Regions from separate parts of the Mus musculus genome. Here region 1 is linked to region 2. A link is a loop called in an ENCODE intact Hi-C map of the cell type or tissue named here. Cell type or tissue: heart. All regions are shown on one strand.

Region 1 (8,000 bases), 190 kb after region 2:
ATACACTAGCTCATAACTTGTGTCCCCTAAATTGTAGTTTATTGACATGGCTCAGTGGATAAAGGCACTGGCCATTGTGTCTGAAGATTTGAGTTAGATCTCCATGTGGGAGAACCAACTCCCACAAGCAGTCCACTCGCCTTCATTCATGGGTGTGTGCATTTAGGAGTGTGTGTGTGTGTGTGTGTGTGTGTGTGTGTGTGACAGACAAATAGATGCTTAGGAATCATAATCTATGAACCTCAAAAAATTTGATCCTTTTGTTGGTCAGTTACCAGCTGGTTATTCCTGGTGAGCTAGTCAATGCTCCACAAACTCATATATCTTCACCTGAGTGGATGGTTTTTGTCTAAAAGCAGTGGCCTCTCTCTATACATTTTTCTGTGCTTAGATCTCATACACTTTGGAGTTGGTTCTGTCAACAGCAGAGAAAAGTGGGGAGTTACACCTCAACTGTATTAAAAACAAGACTTAAATTCTCTACAGAGATTCATGTGAGCAAGGATTTTTGTTTGTTTGTTTTGCTTTTCTCTTTGTTTTTGGAGTCAGGGTCTCACTGTATAATCTAGGTTGGCCTGGAACTTGCCATGTTGACCAGACAGGCCTTACAGAGATAATCTGCTTCTGGCTCCAGAGTACTGGGCTGAGAGTTGTGAGCCCCAAATGCCTGGCCAGGATTTTTTTTTTTTTTTTTTTTTAGTTTTTGTAAATTGTCTCATGTGCTCCAGGTTGATCTCAAACTTGCTACTTGCCTCCAGTCTCAAGTGCTGGGATTACAAGTTTATTCCACTCTGTCTGGCTTATGTGTTACTGGGGATAAAACTCAGGGTTTTGTAGATGTTAGGCAAGCACACCACCATCTGAACTACATCTCCAGACCCAAAGATAAAATTTTGTCTTTGAGTTAGAGTCTCTTGTAGCCCAGGTTGGCTTGAATTTGCTATTCTGCTGATAATGACCTTGAACTCCTGACCCTCCTGAGTGCTGGGCTCACAAGTGTACACTCTCACTCCTGGTTTATGGAGTGGAGGAAGTCCACTGGAGGTCTGACAGGACTTTGTCCATTACAGGAATCCACATTGCTAGCCTCCCCCAAAGCTGGGATTCTTGACCTGCTGCAGAGAGAAGTCCAGGAGGATTTGCGACACGTTTATAACGAGAATGTTTTCGATTGGGCATAGTGGCAGTAGGCGGAGGCAGGTGATCTATGTGAGCTTGAGGCCAACCTGGTGTACATGGCGAGTTCCAGGCCAACTGAAGATACATAGTGAGATCATGTCCTTAAAAAAAAAAAAGGTTTTTTTAAGCATACATTTAAACTTAGATATTTAAAGAGAAAGATGCTTAGGAGTACAGTACACATTAAATATCCAAGTGTAGGTATGGGTTTCTCAACTCACGGCTACATGTAAGTGTTTTAATATTGTCGTATGTATGATTGGGGCAACTTTTGAAGGTACGCTATCCAAAGTGTTCTGAAGAACTTTGTTCCCTCGTCTTTTTTTTTTTTTTTTTTTTTAAAGTGTGAGCACAGTTTGTTTTCTGAGGTAGGTTGGACAGGATCATAGGCTGACAGGACAAAAGCACAGGTTGACATGCCACATCCATCTTTACTATAGTGGTTACAGTGACGTGAAACCTCGTTTTGACTGGTATATAAGGCTAGTAATCTTTTAAGATCTTCGGAAAGTTACAAGTCACAGCTTAGGGTCCTTAAAAGTGAAACTCAAAGGTGTATCCAGGTGTGGTGACCATACCTATAATCCTAGCGCTGGGGTGGCTAAGGCATGAGACAAGCCACCAGCTAGCCAGAGCCAGCCTGGGCTAGTGTGAGACCCTGCCTCAAAAAGTAAAACCAAATAAAGTTAGGTGTGGCAGGGCACCTGATTCCCAGCTCTCGGAGGAAGAGGTAGGAGATCAGAAAGTCAAGAGCATCATTAGCTATATAAAATTGGGACCAACCTATGCTACATGTAACCTCTCAAAAAGTTAAAACAAAATGTCAAAGAATCATGCTTTAAGGCCAAACAGTCTAAGACCTTGCGTTCTTCCTTTTGGATGGAGGCAAGACCACCCTCCAAAGCTCAGGCTAGTTTCAAACTCACTGAGCGCCACAAACTCAGCTATTGTTACATTCTTTGACATATTCCTATTTAATAAAAATAGTCGGGGCTGGTGAGATGGTTCAGCAGGTAAGAGCACCTGACTGCTCTTCCAAAGGTCCTGAGTTCAAATCCCAGCAACCACATGGTGGCTCACAACCATCCCTAACGAGATCTGACTCCCTCTTCTGGTGTGTCAGAAGACAGCTACAGTGTACTTACATATAATAAATAAATAAATCTTTAAAAAAAAATAAAAAAAAATAGTCTGTGAAGGCAATGTTCGCAGAGAATTCTTAATTCACAGTATTCTCTTCTAGGGCCCCTTTCTCTCCCATGGCGCCCTAATTTTCCCTGGCTTTCTAAACTGCCTCAGCTCCACAAATCACTGTTCTGCACTGTTAGGGATTAGAGATTCCCGCGGAAAAGGTTTCACTCTGCCGGGTTAAGAATTGTTGCTGAGGGGCTGGAGAGATGGCTCAGTGGTTAAGAGCACTGACTGCTCTTCCAGAGGTCCTGAGTTCAAATCCCAGCAACCACATGGTGGCTCACAACCGTAATGGGATCTGATGCCCTCCTCTGGAGTGTCTGAAGACAGCTACAGTGTACTTACATATAATAAATAAGTAAATAAATAAATAAATAAATAAGAAATCCATGTGCAAAATAGTGCTAAAAAAAAAAAAAGAAAGAAAATTGTTGCTGAGCCGAGCGTGGTGGCGCACGCCTTTAATCCCAGCACTCGGGAGGAAGAGGCAGGCGGATTTCTGAGTTCGAGGCCAGCCTGGTCTTACAGAATGAGTTCCAGGACAGCCAGGGCTACACAGAGAAACCCTGTCTTGAAAAACCAAAAAGAATTGTTGCTGAAAACTGGAAAAGGGAGACTGTCTGCAGTCAAGTTTTGTGTCTTGGAAAACCCTCAAGAACACTGGCAAGGAAACACTGTCATTACACCATATGGAGTGGCACCTTCGCCTTCGTGCTCCTGGCACCCAACCACAATGGCTAGGAGACCAGGCTTCATTCCTTTAGCCATGGGCACCCGCTGCTTCGCCGGCTTCTCCTCTGGGTTGCCTCCCGCAACTACAGGAACTCCGCAGTGGTGATCCTGTAGGTGAAATCTCAGCGATTGCTTCTAAGCAAGGATGCCTGTCCACACACGAACAACAGGAAGGAAGCGGCGAGAGCGAGTGCTACAAGCCTTCATTTCCGGAGGCGCAGGCTAGCTTAAGAGAAGTCGCAGGACGTCACCGCGGCTTCCACACCCCCTAGCGGCAGCGCTGCTTTATCCGATGCGAGGTCTTTGACTTGGGAATTCTGCTTCCGGGTCGGCCAGGACCATTGACATCAACAAGCAGGAGAGAGCCTGGAGTTCTAACCAGGCTGAGTTTACTCAGCGCACAGCCTGGAGGGGCGGAGCCTGGAGGGGCGAGGCCAGACGAGTTAGAGATGGAGGCCAGGAGCTGAGAACATGCTAAAGTTTTCCGGGGAAGAAACCGAATCACTTCCTCCTCACGGGCTTAGCTAACTCCTGGTCGAGACAGAATTGGAGGCCTTTGCATTCATCATTGTGAGAGTTAATGATCTTTTAGTTACAGTGCCAGATTTTTTTAAAAAAATAAAACGTATTTATTTTATGTTTAGGACTGTTTTATCTCCATGTATATGTGTGCACCATGCAGTGTGTTTAGGGGCCCGCAAAGGTCAGAAGTGTTTGTTATTGGTTTTTGTTTTTGAAATAGAATCTCTACAGATTGCTTATGGACTATGGAATTCACTGGAGCCCAGTGTGGCCTTCAATTCATAGTTATCCTTCTGTTTAAGCCTCTTATGTGCTGGGATTACAAAGAGGGAGGCACTATGTCAGTTATGATTCAAAATGTTTTTATTTCCGTCTAGGGGACCAAAATAAGATATAAGATCTCCTAGCTTAATGTAGTAGAGGAAGAAGGAGAAAAATGTAGAAATCCTGAAGGATCAGAAGCAAGAGTCTGAGTTGATGTTAGGTGTTTTGAGACTGGAAAAGAGTGGAGTCCTAGAGGAAACATTTTGGACAATGTATTTGAGTTGCCAAGAAAGGTGTACAAATATAAGAACACCATGTGCACCAAGAAATTAGGAAGTTACCAGGACACTGAAGATGCTTAGTGAAGAAATCTAACAGAAAAAAAAAAAAAAAAGGTTGATGAAAAAGTCCAAACTAATTATCTCCATAAGTATAAAAGAAGATCCTGTGGGGGTGCTTGTGAGTTTAAGGGAAGAAAACTTAGAATGTTTCTGATTATATTATCTTTTAAAATCCACACAATACTGGGTGTAGTGGTGCACCCCTTTAATCCTATCTCTCAGGGGACAGATGCAGGCAGACGTCTGTGAGTTTGAGGCCAGTCTGGCCTACATAGTGAGTTCCACAGATAGTAGATGTGTTTATAAAAAGATAGATGTGTTTATAAAAAGATAAAGAGAGGGGAGATATGTTCTATGGGGGTGTAGTCAGGTATGGGGGAAGGGGGCCCATGCCAAGGCATCCCTTCCCCTGGAGGGACCAGCCACATGATGGTATTGTATAGAAAAGAGTTTATTCAGCGCATGGGGAAGGGAGTTAAGAGGGTAGTAGAGGCAGAGAAAGGGAGAGAGAGAGACAGAGACAGAGACAGAGAGAGACAGAGAGAGAGAAGGGGGCAACAGGGAGCAAGAAGGGAAGAGCAAAAGAAATAGGAGGGGGCCAGAAGCCCCTTTTATATTGGGTCCCTACCTAGCTGTTGCCGGGTAACTATGGAGAGGAGCATACCTGGCTGTTGCCAGGTAACTGTGGAATGGAGCTTAGATATAATGCTAATGGCTAGAGCTACATAGTGCCACCTGTTGTGACAAAAACAAAACAAACAAACAAAAAGCACAAGTCTGCCAGGTCCAAAGGAAACTCTATTTCCCTAAATTCTGAAAGGCAGAAAAGAAAAAGAGTTACCTGTGGTTTCTATTAGCGTAGCAGAGCGCAGGCTGGTCACCAGCCTCCCTCGTCGTCACCATACAGTACCTGTCAGACATTTCAGAGGCCATGCTAGCACCCTTGCCCTTCTCACCTCCTCCCCACCCTAGAGTTTTCCTACACTCAGGTTTTCCTCCTTTCAAGCCACTCTCTCCTTATAACCCTGCTATTTCGGCTATGCTTTGTTCTTTGCCCCATTTTACCTATTTCTCTGTCTCCCATTTTTGTTTCTCCTTACATGCTCTCTGCTCTTACTATTCTCATGACCAGGTCAGTCTTCTGACCATCTTTAGTTTCCTACTTTCTCTCTCTGCCTCTCTGCTCTGGAATCTTCCAGATCCCTTTGCCTGCGCTCTCCCTCTTATTTAAAAACAAACAAACATTGTCAGTTTATATGGCCAGGTGTGGTGCATGGTTCTAGGTCAGTCAGGGCTAAACAGTGAGATGCTGTCTAGACCACACAAACAAAAAGATTCATGGAGTGCTGGAAGGATGAGTCAGGGGTAAAAACACTTGCCCCATAAACATGAGGACCTGAGTTTGAATTTCCAGAGCCCACATAAAAGCTGGACAAGACTTTGTATCACAGTGAGCCTACAGGGAAGTGGAGGTAAAGACGGTAGAACCCCTAGAAACCTGAGGCCCAGCTAGTCTGGCATATGTAGCAGAAACCAACAAAGACCCTGACTCAGACCAGGAGGACGGTGAGGACCAATGCCTGGTATTGTGCTCTGACACATACACACGTGCTCGCCTGCATTCATGCAAACAAATGTATACACAGAGAGAGAGAGAGACAGAGAGAGAGAGATAGAGAGACAGACAGAGACAGAGAGAGACCGACCGACAGTGAGAGAAAACTCAACCAAAAATAAACATTGAGATCATAATAAGGGTTGCCAGGAATCTTTGGGTGATAACAATTTAATTATTTATTTTATGTGCATTGGTGTGAGGGTCCCTGCTGTCAGATCCCCTGAAACTGGAGTTACAGACAGTTGTGAGCTGACATGTGGATGCTGGGAATTGAACCCCTGGCCCTCTGAAAGAGCAGCCAGTGCTCTTACCACTGAGTCATCTCTCCAGCCTAATAACAATTTAAAAGTTTGTGGAGAGGCAAAGGCATTATCTCTAAAGTTGTATAATAAAGTTCAAACCAACAGATATATAAATGTCCCCCCCCAAAAAAAAAGAAAAAAGAAAAAAATTTAAAAAGAAAAATAAGAATTATAAAAGAGCCAAGCAGTGTTGCCACATGCCTTTAATCTCAGCACTCAAGAGGCAGAGGTAGGTAGATCTCTTTGAGTTTGAGATCAGCCTGGTTTACAGAGTGAGTTCTAGGACAGCCAGTGTAGGACTACACAGAGAAACTTTGTCTCAACAAACAAACAAACAAACAAATACGAGGAAGAGGAAGAGAAGGAGGAAAAGGAAGAGGAGGAGGAGGAAAAGGAGAAGGAGAAGGAGAAAGAAGGAGGAGGAGGAGAAAGGAGGAGGAGGAGGAGAAAGGAGGAGGAGAAGGAGGAAAAGAAAAGAAAGGAAAAGAAAAGGAAAGAAAGAAAGAAAGAAAGAAAGAAAGAAAGAAAGAAAGAAAGAAAGAAAAGAAGAAGAAAAACAACCATATGGTTATTCACTTGACCTAGTACAACATATTGAAACAATACCTTTTTTGTTTGCAAGACAGGATGTTGTGCACTCAGGCTGGATTTCAGCACCTGTTCTTGCCTGTACTGCCTATATCTCCTTAAGTGCTTTTGATTACAGACATTTGCCACCACACTTGAATAAATTACACTTAAAACTATATAAATATATATACAGCATGTGTATAGATGTTTTGCCTGTACGTATGTCTATGTATTACCTGCATTCCTGATACAGAGGTCAGAAGAGGATGTCAGATCCACTGGAACTGGAATTACTAATGTTTGTGAGTCATCATGAGGGTGCTGGGACTTCTGCAAGTGCAGCCACTGCTTTTACCTGCTGAACCATCTGTCCAGGCTCCACTGTCTATATTTCTATCTGCCTAATTTCTCTGCAAGGTTAAAAGTTTTTTCTTTTTATCCTCCCTCTCCTCCTCTTCCTCCTCTTCTTCCTCCTCCTCTTTCATCACCACCTCCTCCTGCTTCTTCTTTTTGAGACAGGGTATCTGCATAGCCCTGTCTGTCTTCCAATTCACTCTGTAGACCAGCCCAGCATTGAACCCAGAAAGATCCACCTGCCTCTGCCCACAAAATGCTAAAAATTAAACATGTACACCACCACACCTAGCCCCCCATTTTATTTTTTATTTGTGAACAGTTTGAACAGCTAGCTGAATGGCCAATGGCTACTGGAGAGAGACTTCTTTAAACATGGAGAATCATTAAATTTCTCAACTTTGTTCTGTGCACATGTGAAAACTTATTTACCTTTAATGATCAGTTGTGCGCTGAGTGGAGGAAACCTTGAATGGATGTGTAAGGAGTGAAGGACGACCTGATGTACACTGGTAACAAAGACCAATGCTTCAGACGGTTGCAAACCGGCAAAGCCTTTCTCCGTTTTGTGTGCAAGTATTGACAGAGTGTACAGAAGTGTGGGTGGCTGCTTCCTGCTCCCAGATGTTCACAGCTCGTGTGGAGACCTTACACTGAGAGTGGCTGATCTGGTCTCTTGCTGTGTAAGAGCTGATGATGACAAACTCAATCATCACCAAGCCCTTGCTGAACAAGGCACGAGTAAATTCTTCAGTTTACAGCTGTATCTCATCCTTCTCTTCCAATGTGCACAGAACCAAAAGGTTGGCCAAAGGTCAGATCTTACAGTCCTTTGTATATTTCCTGTGCTTCTGCCCTGTTCTACATATGTGCAGGCTTTGGATCCCCGAATTCCTTCATCTCCCTTTTTTAGACGCTTTCATCAGC
Region 2 (8,000 bases):
CCAACCCTTTCTACTTCAGTGTCACCAGCTCCTGCTGAATCACTGGCAGGCCTTCCTACACCACCCCTCCTGCAAGGCGGAGGGAGGATCTTGCAGATGCTGCTTCTCCTCTGTGGGTGCCATAGTAACAGGGAAGCAGCTTCCAGGAGCCTGCTCTGCTAACCAGAATACAGAAGAAGATGAAGGTGTGTGTGTGTGTGTGTGTGTGTGTGTGTGTGTGTGTGTGTGTGTGTGTGATTTCACTGCTTAAGATCTGGGAACCTACAAAACACCCAGTTCAGGCCTTTTTTGATTGTATCATATGAAAGGAAACACACCACTACAGAGACATTAATTTGATGTCTATGCATTTCCCCCCATGAAACCTTAAGGGGCCGACAGCAGGGGATTTTCTGTTCCCCTTCCTTTTCCTTTCTCTCCTCCCTCCCCCCTTCTTCCTCTCTCTCTCCTTCCCTCCATTCTCCCCCTTTCCACTTCCTTCTCCCTCTCTCTTTCCCTTTCTTCCTCCCTTCCCTTTGTCCAGAGTTCCATCCCCAGCCAGAAAGCAGGTCTTACTCATTTGCTTTCTTGCAGTGTTGGGATCAAACCCAGGGCCTTGCATGTGCCAGGCAAACTCTACTAAGCTATCCATCCAACCCAAGGGGATGTCTTGTAAAAATAAATACATACATAAACCTGGAGTTGTTCAAACCGGTGCTGGGATCTGGGTCTGCCATTTAACTACTATTTTTGGAGCATGTACTTTGTGCCAGGTACTAGATACAGCAAACATTCTGAAGGTGGAGAGAGAGATAGCTTGGGATCCCTTACCTTAGATGTCAACTCACCTGAGCCTCAAGTGCCAGGTCTTTGGGCAAACATGATTCTGGGAGTTTCTGTTGACAGGGGTTTTGGATGAGGTTGTTATGAACTCAGGATACTGAAGAAAGCGGGCTGGGCTTCCCCAGTGTAAGCAGGTGCATCTCACTGGTTCAGGGAAGTATCATGGTTGTCCAACAAACAGATAAATTATTTTTCACTTTGGAAAAACAAATCAGTCTCCACTGAGATTGTGTGTGTGTGTGTGTGTGTGTTTTGTTTTGTTTTGTTTTGTTTTGTTTTGTTTTGTTTTAGAAAGAGTTTCATGTATCCTAGGCTAGCTTCATACTCACTACATGGCCAATGATGCCCTTGACCTTGTAGTCCTGCCTTTACCTCCTGAGTACTGGAGTTACAAGTATGTGTCTTCATACACAGTTTATGTAATAATGGGCATCAAACTCAGGGACTCTTCTTGCATGCTAAACAAGCATTTGTCTTATGAGGCCAGAGACTGTTCCTGAAGCAAGGATGGTCCTGCATCTCCTCATTACACTGAGCAGACATTCATGCTCTTTCCAAGTCATTTTGGTGGACTGGTAGGGCCTAGCTTCCTATCTCATGTTCTGACTTCTGAAAAACAAAACAGAAAGAATTGGTGATGTCAGAGGAAGACCTGAAAACCCTACAATACACTGTACGTTTCCTTTTTAATTTGGGTACTATGGTGACAAAAATATTAGAATAATACCATTACATTTTCAGATTTTAACTTTTATTTTTGTGTTTGTTTGTGTACATGTGTGTGCAAAAATGTGTGTGGGTGCCCTGGAAGACAGAAGAGGGGATTACATCCCCTGGAGGTAGAGTTACCATTGGTTGTGAGTCAAGTGGTGCTGGTCTTCTGGAAGAGCAGCAAATGCTTGCTCTTGATCCCTGAGCCATCTCTACAGCCCCTCGTTTTTGTAATTGTTCTTTGACAATTTCATACATGCATGCAATACTCTCTCCCACTTCTCCCTGACTGCTTTCTCAGAGGTCCTGAGTTCAATTCCCAGCAACCACATGGTGGCTCACAACCATCTGTAATGGGATCCGGTGCCCTCTTCTGGTGTGTCTCAAGAGAGCAAAAGTGTACTCACATACATTAAAAAATAAAATAAATCTTTGAAAAAATTAGTATTATGGCCTACTTAGCCACAAAAGATGTTAAAAAAAAAACTAATCAAAATGGATGAAAGTACTAGATATAAGAATCAAAAGTCTGACTCTCTGAAGAGAACAGAGATGAAAATGATCTTGGCTTAAGCAATGATTCTTCAAGATGACACCAAATGCTCTCAAGGAAAGAAGACAGATAGTCTTCTATTTCCTTCCTTAAAACTTCTTTTTTGAGCTGTAGACATGGCTCAGCAGTTAAGAGTACCGGCTGCTCTTCCAGGGGTTCTGAGTTCAATTCCCAGTAACCACATGATGGCTCACAACCATCTGGGATCTGATGCCCTCTTCTGGTGTGTCTGAAGAGAGCAACAATATACTCATATATAATAAACAAACAAACAAATAAATAAATCTTAAAAAATTTCTTTATCAAGAGTAAACTTTATTAGAACTTTTGTTTTTGTTTGAGACAGGGTTTCTCTGTGTAGCCCTGGTTGATCTAGAACTCACTGTGTAGACCAGGCTGGCCTTGAACTCACAGAGATCTGCCTGCCTCTGCCTTCCAAGTGCTGGAATTAAAGGCATCTACCACCATGCTCGGCTTTAAGTAGTGATTTTTTAAAAGCAGAGTTCCCATCAAATTAACACTCACTTCAGGGCAAAAATACATTTTAAAAACCTAAAACCCTGACTAATGCACCAAATGGCTGTTTTTATAAGAATGGAATCAGCAGCCAACTCTCTGGTTTCATCTGTATAGTCTATAATATTAAGTAATACGAGCCAGGAAGTGGTGGCGCACACCTTTAGTCCCAGCACTTGGGAGGCAGAGGCAGAGGCAGAGGCAGAGGCAGAGGCAGAGGCAGAGGCAGAGGCAGAGGCAGAGGCAGAGGCAGAGGCAGAGGCAGAGGCAGAGGCAGAGGCAGAGGCAGAGGCAGAGGCAGAGGCAGAGGCAGAGGCAGAGGCAGGTGGATTTCTGAGTTTGAGGTCTACAGAGTGAGTTCTAGGATAGCCAGGGCTACACAGAGAAACCCTGTCTTGGAAAAAAGAGAAAAAAGTACTATGAAGCATTGCTAGGTGGTACAGCCATGCTCACTGGCTACCTCACACAGTTCCAGCAAAGCCGAGCGAGCCAACTGCTGCAATCGATGCTCTTCTAACTCTAACTTTTGGTTTTGTTCCCTGCATGTTGCATTCTTGGGGACTGTATGTGTTATGATTCAGTTTATGTCTTTTCCTGGGGAAAATTATGAATTATGTCTGAGTCTTTAAGAAAAATCCTAAAATTAACTTTATTTGGAAGTCTTCCTTATGCCCTGGAGATCATTAACCACAGATAAGCACATAGCTCCATGAGGCCATTACTCCAGGAATCGGCTTGGGGTATCGGCCCCTGAGCAAACTCACGAAGGATAACTGATGGAGGGCAAACAGACAATTGATGAACTCTGTCCAAAATAGATTACAGATTCAATGTCTCTTTTTTATTATAGGCTTAAAGCTCTCTGAAAATGGAGTTTAAAGACAGGGAGTCATACAGGGCATACCCCTGGAGGAATAAACTCAGTAAACAATTTATATTGACTAAAATAAACATTTTCTACTATGTTTATCATGTTTAATCATGTTTTACATGATAAAACATATAATGAAGTTAGATAGTCATCTTTGCAGCTCATAAAAAGACCAATTCAGATATTTCCTGTTTGTCTGGAGTGCTTTAAAACTGCAAACACTGCCAGCCTACAAGCAGCCTGCCACATAGTAAGTGTGTTTGTTTTGGAGGAGACAGTCTTTAGATTCTTTAAATTGGTGTTATAGGGCAGATAATAAGAATAAAATCTGTTGTTTATATTTTCTATTTGTAACTGAGCTTTTAACCCTGGTTATGTAATGATAAGTCAGACATATTTTGTACTACTGGATAATCATTAGCTTGTCTTTGTTCTGTGAAACTTGTGTAAATAAAGACGCTCTTGGTTGCTAGTCAGTCAGAGCAACAGAAATGGCCTGATCTCTAATAAGTAAGTCAGAGTTACAGAAATGGCCTGATTGCTATCAAGTCAGAGCTGCTAAATTCCCCTAACTATCTGGCTTGGCTTGCCTCACCCTCTCCCCTTGCCTAATACTCATCTTCTCTGTGGGCCAATTTGTCAGCAACAATATTTGAATTCCTTGTCAAACCACAAGTTTTATAGTATTTGGTAGAAAAGACTCATTTAATAATTTTCACAACTGAACCTGGCCCTCAGACTTGGCAGCAAGCACCTTAACTTAGCGGCTGAGCCATCTCATTGGCTCTATTTTTTGAGGTGGAAGTCATGTAGGTCTGGTGCAGGGGGATGGCCTTGAACTTCTCATCCTCCTTTCTCTGCCTCATGAGTGTTGAAATTACTCGCTATGTCCAGTTATATCTCAATGTTAAAGCACAAATGTACATAACTCTATTCATTGCCTTACAAAGCTAGACTCGGATGGAATCGGTTCCTTGGCTAGCAACAGATGCCCTTTTCCCTCTCACCACCATCTCTGTCATGGTGACTCCTCTGGCCTCAATCCTTGGGGCCAGTGAACTTGTTTGAGAGCAGCTTCCCAATAAATTTGCCCTTAAAATATTCTAACCTGACTTGAATTGGCTCATTTTACCGGTGGCGGAAAAATAACCTATTAGTGAGACTTACTTCCGGAAAATGACAATAAAGAGTAGCAGGGAACATGTATGGGGTCAGCGTGCTGCATGCAACCCTCCCATCAGAATGCCCTTTAAATTCAGCCAGGGGTAACTGCAAACACAGCAGCCACAGGACCACAAGGGGGCGCAGAAGCGGAGCACCCGCAACCGCAGGTCTAGGCTCCGCCTCCAGTGTCTAGCCACGCCCACTTTCCTGGGTCTCACCCCTCCCCTTCCGCCCTCTTCCACCTAGGTTTTGGCAATCTCCGGACAGGCAATGAAAAAGGTGGGCGCAGTTGTGCGCAGGCGCAGACAACAGAGTGCGCAGGCGCAGTCCATAGTGCAGTGCTCAGGGCGACGTGGCGGGCGGGAGTACGGAAGCCGCAGGGAGAAGCTGTTCTCACCGCTACTCTGAGCATCTTCCTGCTGCGTGGAGCTACCGCTGACACCATGTTGAAGAAATTCGACAAGAAGGACGAGGAGTCTGGTGAGGGCCCCTTGAAAGACCTGGGGAGGTCAGATCCTCGTAGGGGTTCATGGGACCTTCCTTGGCTTCCTTCTTCCGGGCCTCTGTCAGAGCCAGATCCGAGGCCCAAGAGGGGCAGGGGCTTGTGCGCAGGTCCATCTATATCTGTTCTCGGAGGAAACGTGCTGTTTGCCCTCTCCAGCTCTGGCCAGGATTTCTGCGTGACCTTGTGCGGGTAACACTCCTCTCTGGGCCTCAGTTTCCCCATCTTGTCAGAGGAGGTTCCCAGGCTGGATGTTACCTTGCATTTCACCCGACCTCTTGGTATTTGCTGCGATAATTCTTTGCCTATCTGGGTGTAACCAGTCCTACAGTTAATAACCCTGACCGTTTCATTCATTCAATAAACTACAATTACTGAACATCAGGCACCTCACTGATCATAATATTACAGTAGCTAAAGCAAGTTCGATACTAGATGCCTGCAATAGGAATGTTAGGATGGAGAGCCCAGACAGTAACCAGATAATCGCATGCATAATTTTTTAATGTAATATCTGCTGTCAGGGAAACTCAGTCACAGGTTAGTTAGTGTTGGTTGTCTCCGACACATAGATTCATTTAAGTTCTGGTTGCATAGATCAGTGCCAATTATTGAACCCTAAAATGCTCAGAAAGAATGCTTAGGTGACTGTGAGAGAGCCTTGACGGCCTCTGGTAGATGATAGAGACTTCCTTCTCTCTTCCTCGTGTTTGGCAGGTTTAGGGTCACAGTTCGGGGCTGTAACTCAGTTGATAGAGTGCTTGCTTAGCTTGGGTGAAGCCCTGTGTATGATCCACAGTACCATGTAAACCAGGAGGCCGAGGCGGGAAGATCAGATGCACAAGAGCCGACCTCTGCTACATTTTGAGTTAAAGGCTAGCATGCGATACATGAGAGTCTGTGTCAGCACAGGAAAAAGGAGAAAAGCAGTTCATTCAAGATCACAACCGTAATCAGTCTTCTCTGTGCACTGCAGGTGGAGGCTCCAACCCCCTCCAGCACCTGGAGAAGAGTGCCGTACTCCAAGAGGCAAGTGCCACCATGCCTGTGTCTGGTCAGGAATACCTGCCAGCCCTGCTGTCAGATACTAACATACATGGAGTGCTGGTTTATAAAGCCTGGGTCCAGGAAGATGGGACTTTATTCATTGTATTTGCTAGTGTGGCTAGTATTAGGGCAGCCCAAGGGAAGACTTCTGGTATGGTTAGTAGATAAATTAAGAAAAATAAACTCTTGGGAGCTGGACAGATGGCTCAGCGGTTAAGAGCACTGGCTGCTTATTCTTCCAGAGGTCCTGAGTTCAATTCCCAGCAACCACATGGTGGCTCACAACCATCTGTAATAGGATCTGATGTCCTCTTCTGGTGTGTCTAAGACAGCGACAGTGTACTCGTATACTTAAATAAAATCTTAAATAAATAAATAAACTCTTCCCACTTGAGAATACATTTATGTGGACTGAGTTAATACGTACCCTATGGTTCTCTAGGCCCTTCATGAACTGAGGGGCAGCTGTGGTAGAAAAGTGTACTAGGCTAGAGGTAATGGTTGCTTCTTCACAGGCTCGGGTCTTTAACGAAACTCCCATCAATCCCCGGAAATGTGCTCACATCCTCACCAAGATCCTTTATCTCATAAACCAGGTAACAAGATGAACTTGGCAGGGAATACAGGGGAGGTTGTGTAAATGGAGATGTACCCTTACGCTTTTGACAGCTCTGTGATTGGAACCAACAGTCTAGGCCTGGGTCCTCTTAAGTTTCCGGCTCTCATTTGTTGCCTGTGCTCAAGTGCCTGCAGGCTCCAAAGGTCTAGCCTACTGACCTCCTGTCCAAACCTGTGGCTTTTCTGATTCCCACAGGGGGAGCACCTGGGGACCACGGAAGCAACTGAGGCTTTCTTTGCCATGACCAAGCTCTTCCAGTCCAATGATGTAAGTACACTGATGATCTGTGCGTTTCTGCAGATGTTGCACCCATGGCAGGGTGGCAGGAGGTCTGCCTGTCAGTATAGACTGCCGTCCACAGAATCAGGCTTCTCCTGACTCTAATCCTCTCCCACCAAGCTGATCAGGTCTTCTCCATGCCTTTTTCAGCCCACACTCCGCCGCATGTGCTATTTGACCATCAAGGAGATGTCCTGCATCGCTGAGGATGTCATCATTGTGACAAGCAGGCATGTCTTGGGCAGGGGTGGCTCCTCTGGTGGGATCCATTGACAGAGACAACATGTACAGCCAAGAGCCTTTTGACATCTGTTCTGTGCCCTTTCCTCTTAGCCCACCCTATGCCAGCCTCTAGAATGGTCTGCTTATTTCTCACTTCCTAGGCCTTGCCTTTCTTCTTCCTCCTTAGACAATACAACCAGCATGGAGCTTTCATAAGTCTTTAGATAGTGCTAAGGAAAAGAAAAACAGGGTGCAGGAAGTTAATGAGCAAGTCTATTAGCCAGTACTGGTTTCTGCGCTAGGCTGAGTAATTTAGGGACAGACGTCACGAATATATACTCCGTGTCCTGGAGAACTGAGAGTCACAGCTGGACCTGGTGCTGCACACTTGTTCTCCCAGCATTTGGGAGAAACAGGAGGATGGCTGCCAGTTTGAACCTGCCTGGGCTACATAGCAAGATGTCTCCAAAAAATGAAATAAAACAAAACCACACAACATCCCTGCCTCTTACCCAGTTCTTCTATTTCTTCTTGACATTGCTATCTGAGGAGAGGGACCATACAGCCAGAGTCAGGGGCATTGATATTTCCTGGGGCTGGAAAGATAGCTCAGGGGTTAAGATCTCTGGCTGATTTCTTAGCATCCACATCAGGAGGCATAAACCCGTCTGTCAGTCCAGCTACAGAGAGTTTG

What was found. A loop is a pair of places that touch in the nucleus more often than their neighbours do. Peaks named below come from ENCODE experiments on the same cell type or tissue, not always from the same donor. Only the 100,000 strongest peaks of a DNase experiment are listed, where the experiment ranks them.
Region 1: a loop joins it to region 2, with 5 times the contacts of the local background. A loop is called at or near these places in 2 of 42 quality-filtered maps.

Annotation. Positions count from the first base shown.
Region 1 is chr6:88,071,850-88,079,849 of GRCm38, forward strand. No RefSeq gene overlaps it. Among named protein-coding and RNA genes, the nearest start is that of Rpn1, 8.6 kb to the right of the region's middle. In heart, a CTCF peak has its summit at 3,369; a DNase peak (open chromatin) is centred at 3,422; H3K4me3 peaks cover 1,233 bases; H3K27ac peaks cover 1,219 bases; H3K27me3 peaks cover 1,491 bases.
Region 2 is chr6:87,882,956-87,890,955 of GRCm38, forward strand. It overlaps Copg1 (coatomer protein complex, subunit gamma 1), which reads left to right and starts at 4,985. Exons shown (of 24, transcript NM_017477.2): 1 at 4,985-5,117; 2 at 6,116-6,168; 3 at 6,702-6,782; 4 at 7,001-7,072; 5 at 7,235-7,314. The coding sequence starts at 5,081. In heart, no CTCF peak of the experiment used is centred here; a DNase peak (open chromatin) is centred at 4,886; H3K4me3 peaks cover 1,747 bases; H3K27ac peaks cover 1,359 bases.